Linked DNA regions of Homo sapiens: all the other regions are linked to region 1. A link is a contact called in ENCODE Hi-C or POLR2A ChIA-PET data. All regions are on one chromosome and are shown on one strand. The core of a region is the stretch at or near the end of the contact, and the rest is flanking DNA. Distances in the headings are between cores, read along the strand shown.

Region 1 (3,383 bases), core at 340-2,839:
TCCAAAAAGATTTAGAAGTTGAGAAATAAGCCTTTGATATTGAATGAAAATGAAGATTAGAAATACCAGCAAATCATAGCCGTTGAGTGCAGTTTTGCATGCTGTGCAAAAATTGCCAGTGAATAAAAGGTTTTGCTTATCCAAACCAACATATGCCAACTTTTGAGGAAAGAAGTGCTAACTTGAGTTTTTAAAATAAGCGATGAGATTTAAAATACTTCTTTATGACACTGGTGCTGGCAGTAGAGATATTTCTGTGGCTTGCTCCAATGGTGTGTCTTAGTGATATATTCAGTATCTTGATTGGCCAGAATCCACCACTGTAGGCTGAAATGCCAGGATTTTCCTTGTGGAGGGCAAGGTACTGATTTTCCTAAGATGACTAAGCTATAGTGGAGACTGCTCACACTAAGAGCTTACCAACTCTTCCCCCTTGAAAACTTTTCCTCTTAAGAGAGAAAAAAAAATTTTTGTTAGATATATTTTTTAAAGTCCTAACTCTACAGAAGACCATAAGGAAATACTTTTCTGAGCCATGTTAACCAAAGAGTGAATTAGAAATCTGTTCACCACTCCTGCCAAGTGAGAGCCAGGCTTCCAGCATTGGAGTTTGTTCTTCTGTACACATACATAGTAAAAATTATTTGTAACTTCTATGTCTGTATTTAATTCATTTTTCAAAAACTATATGACAGAGCCATCAAACATTTCCATTCCTGGTGACCTATACTTGTGAATTAGAGATTTCTAATTCAATAGATACCAAGAAGAAAGGAAACTGACTTACAATTTAACTTATATATCAAGTTGACTAAAGATCCCTTGGTGAAAAATGGTCAGATTTCATTTATTTCACTAGCAGAAAATAGTTATTCTAATTATGATTTATTGTAAAATTTTATTTGATATTTTAAATGATGATGAATTTTATTTACCTAGAAGAGAGCAGTTAGAAAAACAATAATTAGTGTAGAGTCAGCAGCTACATGCTTCACCACTAGATGGTGCTCCTGCCTCAGCCATCTAAAGTGCTGAATCAGTGATGTGGAAACCAACAAATGTGCTGATGAAGTGTGGCCACTGAATAAGGAGATTTAGGCTATGGAAAAATGGAATACAAATACATTGTCTTATAGTATTAGATAAGTAGGTTAGCACAGGCTAAAAATAGGAAATGCCTAACAGTCAAACTGTTTGCAGATTTTAAAAATTCAAAAAGAAGAGGAGAAAAATAAGCACGAATGGATACAGATTATAAAGTTTTATAATTTTTAACACAGTAATTTCATAAATAATATAAAGTATTTGAGTATATAAATATAAATTTTAGATAGAAAACTCATACTTTAAGATAAATTTACATTCAGAATCAAGAAATAAGGACAAAAATCTTCAATAGAAAAATGTGGTTTAATAATATATATTGAAATTGACTTTAACTTGAGAGAGGGGACATGGAATTATGATAAATCAAATTCTTAATGTTTATTTTCGTACATAAATTTTCTGTGCTAAAAATCCTCCATCGTTTTTACATGAACTTCCGCCAAGCTAGTGCTAAGAATACAGTATTGAGTAAGACATGTTCTCTGTCCTCAGTGACCTCAGAGTCTGAGTGGTTGGGGCCAGTAGAGAAATTAGGCACTGCCTAGTCCCAGCTCCCACCTAATTCAGGAATCCTGTCAACTTCTTCCTAAATACTTGTGGTGAAAAGATGAAAAGAAACCCAGCCACTTCATACAAACTCATTGCTTTATAGGGCTAATTTTAGGAAAGTCTTCCTTATATTGAAGCATTTCAGTATAAATGCATTTCTGTCTAGCAGTTGTAATTCTTCCCTTTGGTGAAACACAGAACAAGTCAGCTTCTTCTTCCGCCCAATAGCCACTCAGATCTTGATCACATCTACACTCTAGTCTTATTTTTTCTCAAGATTAAACATTACTACATTAGTAGCATCTTTCACAATCATTTTGAATATAGTTACACTTACCTGTTTTGTGGTTTTTGCACATTATATATGATTCTATCTATAAATAATAGACAAAAATACTGATATATGTGAAATACTAATTAGAGACCTTTCTTGGGTTGACATTCATCTGCTATGCAAAACTCTGAGTAGAGTTCTTCAAATAGTTATGAAGCCAACCCGTATTTCTCTAACACAAAGATAATACAAAAATCTTTGTTATGTAACTTTCAAACCTCATTATTTTATCAAGCAGTTATGGACCACCTGATATATAGAAAGCACCGTGGCTGGGCGCGGTGGCTCACGCCTGTAATCCCAGCACTTTGGGAGGCCGAGGCGGGTGGATCACAAGGTCAGGAGATGGAGACCATCCTGGCTAACACAGTGAAACCCCGTCTCAACTAAAAAACAAAAAATTAGCCGGGCATGGTGGCGGGCACCTGTAGTGCCAGCTACTTGGGAGGCTGAGGCAGGAGAATGGCGTGAACCCGGGAGGTGGAGCTTGCAGTGAGCCGAGATTGTGCCACTGCACTCCAGCCTGGGCGACAGGGTGAGACTCCGTCTCAGAAAGAAAAAAAAAAAAAAAGCACCATATAAGTTACTGGAATACAAGTCAAGAAAGACCTGGTCTCTTAGTGTTTGGAGGTGATGATGGTCAGGTGCACCAGCGTTTGGAATGTAACCACAGGGACAGCTAAAGGAGGCTCAGGTGGCAGTGGGAGCACAGAAGGCAGAGCTCTAGTCAGTCCCTGTCCTGGGGCCTCCCATGGAGCGTGGCACTTGAGCTCAATTCTGTAGGGTCAGAGGGGTTAGCACTGATAGCAGGGGTGGGGTAGTGAGCGCTGGACAGCTGAAATCTAGACCTTCATCCTGATGCTAGTTTTTCCCTGTTTAGAACAGTTGAAGAATCACTCTCTCTGCTGAAGAATCCAGAAAAGAAAGGTGGTTTAGTCCCTCATTAGGCCTACTATTGAGAAAGATGTCCAAATATCTTGCCTTATTTGTTCTTCTCGCACCAAAATATCTTGAAAAAGAGATCTAATTTCTTCCATGATAAAACCACCAAAGATACAGGATTTCTGTATTATTAGACTATCAAAATAAAAGCAGAATGCACCCCCCCACCCACCCAAAAAAATAAAGCTGCTCAAATTGCTCTTTTTACCACTGCTTCCTTTGGGAGAAGAAAAATAATCAGTGAAAGGGAAATGAAGTGGGTAGGAATGACTGCAGGTAAAATTGTTAAGAATGCACTGTGACCTCCTACCTCCAGGATTGCAGCTTCCATCTTCCTTCTCTGGTCTTCTCCTACACCACAGCACACACATCCTCAATCTAGACACATTTGCTTCTTATCTCCTCTTCTCCCATTCTATCCAAGGTTTTCTCCAGAGTTGCAATTCTGCTA
Region 2 (3,352 bases), core at 326-2,825, 270 kb after region 1:
CAGGCTGGAGTGCAGTGGCATGATCTCAGCTCACTACAACCTCTGCCTCCCAGGCTCCAGTGCTGCTCTCACCTCAGCCTTCCGAGTAGCTGGGATCACAGGCATGCGCCACCACACCTGGCTAATTTTGTGGTGGTGGTGTTGAGACAGAGTCTGTGTCACCCAGGCTGGAGTGCAGTGGCGCGATTTTGGCTCACTGCAACCTCTGCCTCCCGAGTTCAAGCAATTCTCATTCCTTAGCCTCCTGAATAGTTGGGATCACAGGCGTGTGCCACCATACCCATACATTTATAGGATGTAAACTTTAGTGGTTTTTTAGCCAATACAAACTGTCACATGAAGTTGTCTCTAAGTAGCTGTCTTTATATCATGTGGGGCCACCACCTTGATTAAACCTATAAACCTGGAGCAGGGAAAAGAAGGCAGACCATGGCCACAGGGAATGACAAATGGTAGGGTCAGAGGGGCAAGGCAGGCTGCTAAAACAAGGAGAAACCCACCCTGTAGGAAGAGGGGTGGGGATATTGGTTAGGTCACCCATCTTCGGATGCTTGCCATAAGGCAAACCACCTTCTAGGATACTTGGCAGCACAAGAATGCCCAGTTATACCATGGGTGACAGTGAGTATCCTCTTGGGTTTGAAGGCTGATCCCTTAGAGCAAAGGGATCATGAAAACCCAGGATTTGATACTTCTAACACTGTCTCTATTTTCAACCTAACTAAATTTGTTGAGTTCAAATGAGAGTTCTCCCTCTTATCCATCAGAGTAATTCACAGCATTACCCAACTATACACAGAAACACAAGTGAGGAGCTCAAAGAATTTCAAAGTTGGATGGAAAACAACAATAAGATTTTTATAAGCAAAACACGCCATCACCCTCTGCCTTCTCTACAATTTTCAGAGGTCTGTGTACTAGAAAACATTTTAATTACTAGCATGGAGGAAAGGTAAGACCTTGATTTTCTCTTTGAGGGCAACTATTCTCAGAATTTATCAAGTAAGATCTTAAAAATTCTTAATCCATGAGAAGTTTGAGTTTAAAATGTAACAAGACAAAATATTAATTAAATGGATGATAAAGCTAAATACAGTCTATTTATTTGGTGTCCAGACTACTGACAACTTAATATAGGCTCTTACAGGTTTTCTTGCCTAGGAAGTAACCTGCATTTCTTGGTAAGTCCCTGAGAAGAAACAGACCTGCCCAATGAAAATGCACATGCCAACTGAAATTAGCACCTGGTGAGACACCGTACATTTAAAGGTCTGTAAACTTCCAGGAACTGGTATCTTCAACAATGTTTACAGACTTTTTATAGCTCTTCTCACATGAAGTGTTTACCCTCCGTTTGTGGCTTATCATGAACTGACCAGCAATATGTTCTGATGAACAAATAAAGTTTTTCTTAAATAGTTTTACTTTCTTTAAAGGCTTTTTGTGAAAAAGACAAATTTTTGCTACTTACTTGTGTAAAAAGTCTGGTTCAGAACCATGTTCAGACTCAGGTTCTTGAATCTGGTCTCCCATGGGCCGACTGTTCTCCCGCAGTACAGTGGATGTGAGTTGTGGTGCTGGCAGGGGGCCAGGAGTCTGAATCATGGTGTCAGTCCTGTTTAGCCATGTGTTATCCAGACTCTCATCTGTAAAATTCCAGTTAAGGTCACACAATGTCGTGGGTGGAGTGAACTCTGGTAGCAGTCATAGCATAGACTTGTGAAGAGTGTGGCTCTGCAGTCAGACTGCCCACTTTAAATCTCAGTTCCACCACTTACTTACATGACTTTGTGTAAGTCATTAAACTTCCAAAGTTGAGTTTTCTCATACATACAATGGGGATGCATTACCTAACCTCACGAAGTTGTAGGGACTAAATGAGGTAATGTATGTAACCACTGAATGTTAGCTATCATCACATCATCATCTCTTTAAGTCCCTCCATCTCTAAAGATTCATTCATCCTAGAAGGGGAAGATTGCAGCCAGCCAGAGACCTCTCCTCTTTTCTTTGTTCAAGCAATAAAGGGCCTATTTCCTGGGCCTCGTAGGGGTCCCAGGCAGTAGCAATTAAAGTCTGACTGGCTTTTGTGGAGAAATAAGCAAATCCCCTTGCACAACTAGACACTGGTCAGTAACTTCTTGCCAGGTTATACATGTGGAGATGGGTTGAAAGGTTCACCATTTTCATGCCTCTGTACTTCAGGGAAGCCTTCCCTGATTACCCCTACCCAACCCCCCACTTACCATTCTTTGTTTAAACTTTTTTTTCAAGACGGAGTCTCACTCTGTCGCCCGGGCTGGAGTGCAGTGGCGTGATCTCGGCTCACTGCAACCTCCGCCTCCCAGGTTCAAGCGATTCTCCTGACTCAGTGTCTCGAGTAGCTGGGATTACAGGTGCCCGCCACCACGCCCAGCTCATTTTTATATTTTTAGGAGAGACGGGGTATCATTATGTTGGCCAGTCTGGTCTCGAACTCCTGACCTCAGGTGATCCGCCCACCTCGGCCTCTCAAAGTGCTGAGATTATAGGCATGAGCCACCACGCCCAGGCTTCTCTTTTAATTTCTAGAGGAAATACAGTCATTCATACTCACTTAGGACTTAATTATACACTATACTGCATTAGCAGGTTACGTAATTTGTCATGTATATAAATTATCTCTGTAAAACTTAAGTTTTCCAGGGGCTACGAACTGTTTTTCTTTCAGAACTTATGAAAATGGTTTATAAATATATATATATTTTTTGAGACAGCGTCTCACTCTGTCGCAGGCTGTAGTACAGTGGCACGATCTTGGCTCACTTCAACCTCCGCCTCCTAAGTTCAAGTGATTCTCCTGCCTCAGCCTCCCAAGTAGCTGGGATTACAGGCATCTGCCATCATGTCCAGCTAATTTTTGTATTTTTAGTAGAGATGGGTTTCACCATGTTGGCCAGGCTGAAATGGAACTCCTGACCTCAAGTGAGCAGCCCACCTCAGCCTCCCAGAATGCTGGGATTACAGGTGTAAGCCACCAGCTAAGATGGTTTATAAAGATTTGAGCAGATTAAAGCATTATTTACAAACTGTCCTGATAAAATATTACCTAGTTGTTTTTTTTTTTTTTTTTTTTTTTGAGATGGGGTTTTGCTATGTTGCCTAGGCTGATCTCAAACTCCTGAGCTCAAGCGATCCACCCATCTCCCAAAGTGCAGAAATTAAAGGCATAAGCTACTATGCCCGGCCAAGTTTCTACCTATAAAAATTCTAAATTATTCTAATATGATAAGGCTTCTTAAAAAGTATTACTGCTTTGGTTTTCCTTCTGAAGAATTTTAATCCCAATACATAGTATGAATCCTGTTGCTTT
Region 3 (3,320 bases), core at 1-2,500, 470 kb after region 1:
AACATATATTTTATATTAAAACATAAAATGTTGTTTGATCAGGCCCTTCTGACAGGACAGTACTCCTAAGAAGGAAAAGGAAGAATTTTGAAATTGCCGTTTTTAACTATAAATAATTCCATAATTAGACATAACATCAGAAATCTACCATAAAGTTCTAGATAGTTTAAATTACGTTAAATTGCTGATAAAAGTATATAATTTGGTACAATCTCTATGGTATGCAGTTTGGTAAATGTCTGCCAAAACTACAAATTTACATACTCTTTGATCCACAGATTGTACCTGTAGCAAAACATCCACTGACTAACACATGTGCAAAGTAATGAATGTAAAAGGTTATCCCTGAAGCACTGTTTGTAATAAAAAAAAAAAAAAAAGGAAAGAAAGCCTATATGCTCATAAAGATCAGATGAAATAAATAAAAAGGTGATATTAATGACGATGGTGGTGGCAGCTAACATTTGGGTGCTTACTATCTCCCAGGCACTTGATGCTTATACATTTAATCTTTACAACAGCCTTATGAAGAATGTACTATTATTTCTGAGACAAGAGGCATCTAGAGGTTTAGCAACTTGCAAAAAAAGTTTCCCGGTATCAGACCCATGGTTTACATGCAGGCAGACTGGCTACTATGATTAACCACTACTCTTTATTGACTCTCAAAGTCAATGGAATCTATCAAAACTATAGATGGAGCTATCAAAAAATAAGCTATCTATGGAAAGATCTATAGGATATATTCAAACACAAAAAAGAATGGATACTGAAATATATTTGATTGAACATACATTAAAATATTTCTAGAAAGATACTCTAGTAAAACTGGTTGCCTCCAAGAAAGAGAAATGGGCAGTTGAGGTTTAGAAAAATAAGGGAGGCTATATTCATACTTTTTGCACTTTAAAAATTTGAACTACATGAATATATTACCCAAACAAAATTATGAATAAATACATTTCAAATAAAAAATAAAATGTAAAAAACTAAACTGAAAGACACTGCTCTTAAACACTATCAGGCATTTGTATAGTCCTTATCAATATGCACTCAGTAGAAGGCAAGAATAAGAATCCTTAACACAAGTTTGCCAGAAATACTGTGTTTTTGTTATCTGCTATCACAGGGCACAAAAGACGGAATATAAGGCTGGAAAACACGCTCTTGTATAAATATCTATATAGACAACAATAAAAACAGACTGTAATTGTAGTTGCAGTGATTACAACATACGTTAGAAGCCTCAGGAAATAAGTCATCCTAGAGTGGCTCAATGTCTTTAGAGTAAGACATAGTAGGGTTTCTCAGCTCCATCAGTTACCGGATATGGGACACTAGAAAAGTCACTTAGTCTCTATGAAACTAGGATTTCTAATCTTTTAAGTGGTGATAATATCACTGCAGAGCAGAGAGCCTTTCTTCAATGTTCTAACTGCTACTGCCTGGAACATTACTTAGCACATGGGAAACATTCAAACAAATAAGGATGATAAGAGAATTAAATGAGATAACAAATGTAAAGTATTTGGCATTGCACCTGTAACATAAAAGATACTCAGTATTAGACTCTCCTACTTTGGGCATTCATTTTTTTTTCTGATACATTATCGTGCCCATTTTGGAAGCAAGCTAAAAGCTCCAGTTCCTAAGTTGAGTTCTACAGGAAGTCAGATTCCTACGTATGCACAGATTCAAATACTGTTTCAAGAGACGAGCTACCTCTTTTATCCCAAAACCAGGGAAAGTAATTCCAGAGGTTTTCCCATCACCTAGACCTATAGCATCCACCTCCAGAGTAGACATATCAGGTCCAACAGCACTAAACACCCTGTTCAAAATGCCTAGTACCTATCATAGGGGTAAGTTAAGACAATGATGAGGTAAATTGTCAGAAAAGTCAAGAAGGACCCAGCAAACTTTCTTATCCTCATATATATGAACCACACAGTTTAGAGAAATGTCTCAACCCTGTCCCTCCTCAGTCATTTTCAATTCTCCTCCTCTATTCTATGATGTCAGCCAGGGCATAAACTCCAAGCCTTCTATACATCCCTCCAACTAGGTACACAAGTACACAGAAGACTGAAAGTAGACAGAACTTTACTCAGCAGCAAAACAATTTATCCAAATATAACACAAGGCTCTTTTAAGTTTATATTAATAATAGCTTTTGGCCATGTGTGGTGGCTTACACCTATAATACCAGCACTTTGGGAGGTTGAGGTGGGCAGACTGCTTAAGATCAAGAGTTTGAGACCAGCCTGGGCAACACGGCGAGACATCATCTCTACTAAAAATACAAAAAAACAGCCGGGTGTGGGTGGCACATGCCTGTAATCTCAGCTACTCAGGAGGCTGAGGCACAAGAATCTCTGGAACCTGGGAGACTGAGGTTGCAGTAAGTTGAGATTGCACCACTGTACTCCAGCCTGGATGACAGAGCAAGACTCAAAAAAAAAAAAAGTTTATAGCTTTTATGACACACCATTCTTGCTTACCTCAAATTACTGAAGTCTAAGTGTGATTGAAATACACTAACATTGTCTAACACACTTAGCAAAAGATCCTTCCAAATAGCAGATGCTTTCTAAGTAATTGCTCCATGTATAAATCATTTTAAAGCTCTTCTTTTACAGAGTGGATTATAGCGCCTTAATAAATAAAATGTAATCTAGTTATGTACTAGAGATAATCCAAGCATATGACAGGATCATTTTTATTGTCATCTAACTTTTTATTTTTTTATTTCTTTTTTTTTGAGATTGTGTCTTGCTCTGTTGTCCAAGATGGAGTGCAATGGCGCGATCTCAGCTCACTGCAACCTCCGCCTCCCGGGTTCAAGTGATTCTCCTGCCTCAGTCTCCTGAGTAGCTGGGATTACAGGCACACGTCACCACGTGTAATTATTCTCTACTAAAAACACAATAAGTTTTGTATTTTTAGTAGAGACAGGGTTTCATCATGTTGGCCAGGCTGGTCTCGAACTCCTGACCTCATGATCCACCCACCTCGGCCTCCCAAACTGCTGGGATTACAGGCGTGAGCCACCGTGCCTGGCCATTTTTAGTTTCATTTTTATATAACCTAGCCTGATAAACAGCAAACTGTAAATCAAGACTAGACATAAATATGGATGGATTGGTAGAAAAAATCTGAGTCAGGATAGGAGAAGAAATGTTGAGTCTACTAAAACTGAGAAGGATTCACTAAACAAATATCAGTATACCAGAAATGTAGAACTTAACAGTTACCTAGTAATGCAGTGACTACATTTAAGAGTCTTTTTCAAGATTTGAGGAGGGGGTCTGGGGAAGAGG

The links. A loop is a pair of places that touch in the nucleus more often than their neighbours do. ChIA-PET counts read pairs that join two places held with the same protein, here RNA polymerase II (POLR2A). Pooled maps may share reads with other maps.
Region 2: a loop to region 1 is called in a map of B cell, with 6 times the contacts of the local background. The contact joins two enhancer-like sites. A Hi-C loop is called at or near these places in 13 of 168 maps with a recorded cell type or tissue (A673, B cell, CD8-positive, alpha-beta T cell and 10 more), 9 of 37 single-sample maps with no recorded cell type and 13 of 50 pooled maps. POLR2A ChIA-PET finds 5 or more read pairs at or near these places in 1 of 52 experiments (WTC11).
Region 3: a loop to region 1 is called in a map of MCF 10A, with 12 times the contacts of the local background. The contact joins two enhancer-like sites. A Hi-C loop is called at or near these places in 20 of 168 maps with a recorded cell type or tissue (A673, CD8-positive, alpha-beta T cell, Caco-2 and 16 more), 15 of 37 single-sample maps with no recorded cell type and 26 of 50 pooled maps.

The regions. Positions count from the first base shown.
Region 1 is chr3:136,074,407-136,077,789 of GRCh38, forward strand. The region is part of intron 6 of PPP2R3A (protein phosphatase 2 regulatory subunit B''alpha); the gene reads left to right. Among named protein-coding and RNA genes, the nearest start is that of PPP2R3A, 110 kb to the left of the region's middle. Within about 2 kb of position 1,590, at least 4 of the 41 ENCODE cell types and tissues checked have a DNase peak (open chromatin) inside an H3K27ac peak, as active enhancers do.
Region 2 is chr3:136,342,361-136,345,712 of GRCh38, forward strand. STAG1 (STAG1 cohesin complex component) reads right to left here. Exons shown (of 34, transcript NM_005862.3): 30 at 1,472-1,646. Among named protein-coding and RNA genes, the nearest start is that of PCCB, 94 kb to the left of the region's middle. Within about 2 kb of position 1,576, at least 11 of the 41 ENCODE cell types and tissues checked have a DNase peak (open chromatin) inside an H3K27ac peak, as active enhancers do.
Region 3 is chr3:136,542,306-136,545,625 of GRCh38, forward strand. The region is part of intron 5 of STAG1 (STAG1 cohesin complex component); the gene reads right to left. Among named protein-coding and RNA genes, the nearest start is that of STAG1, 210 kb to the right of the region's middle. Within about 2 kb of position 1,251, at least 3 of the 41 ENCODE cell types and tissues checked have a DNase peak (open chromatin) inside an H3K27ac peak, as active enhancers do.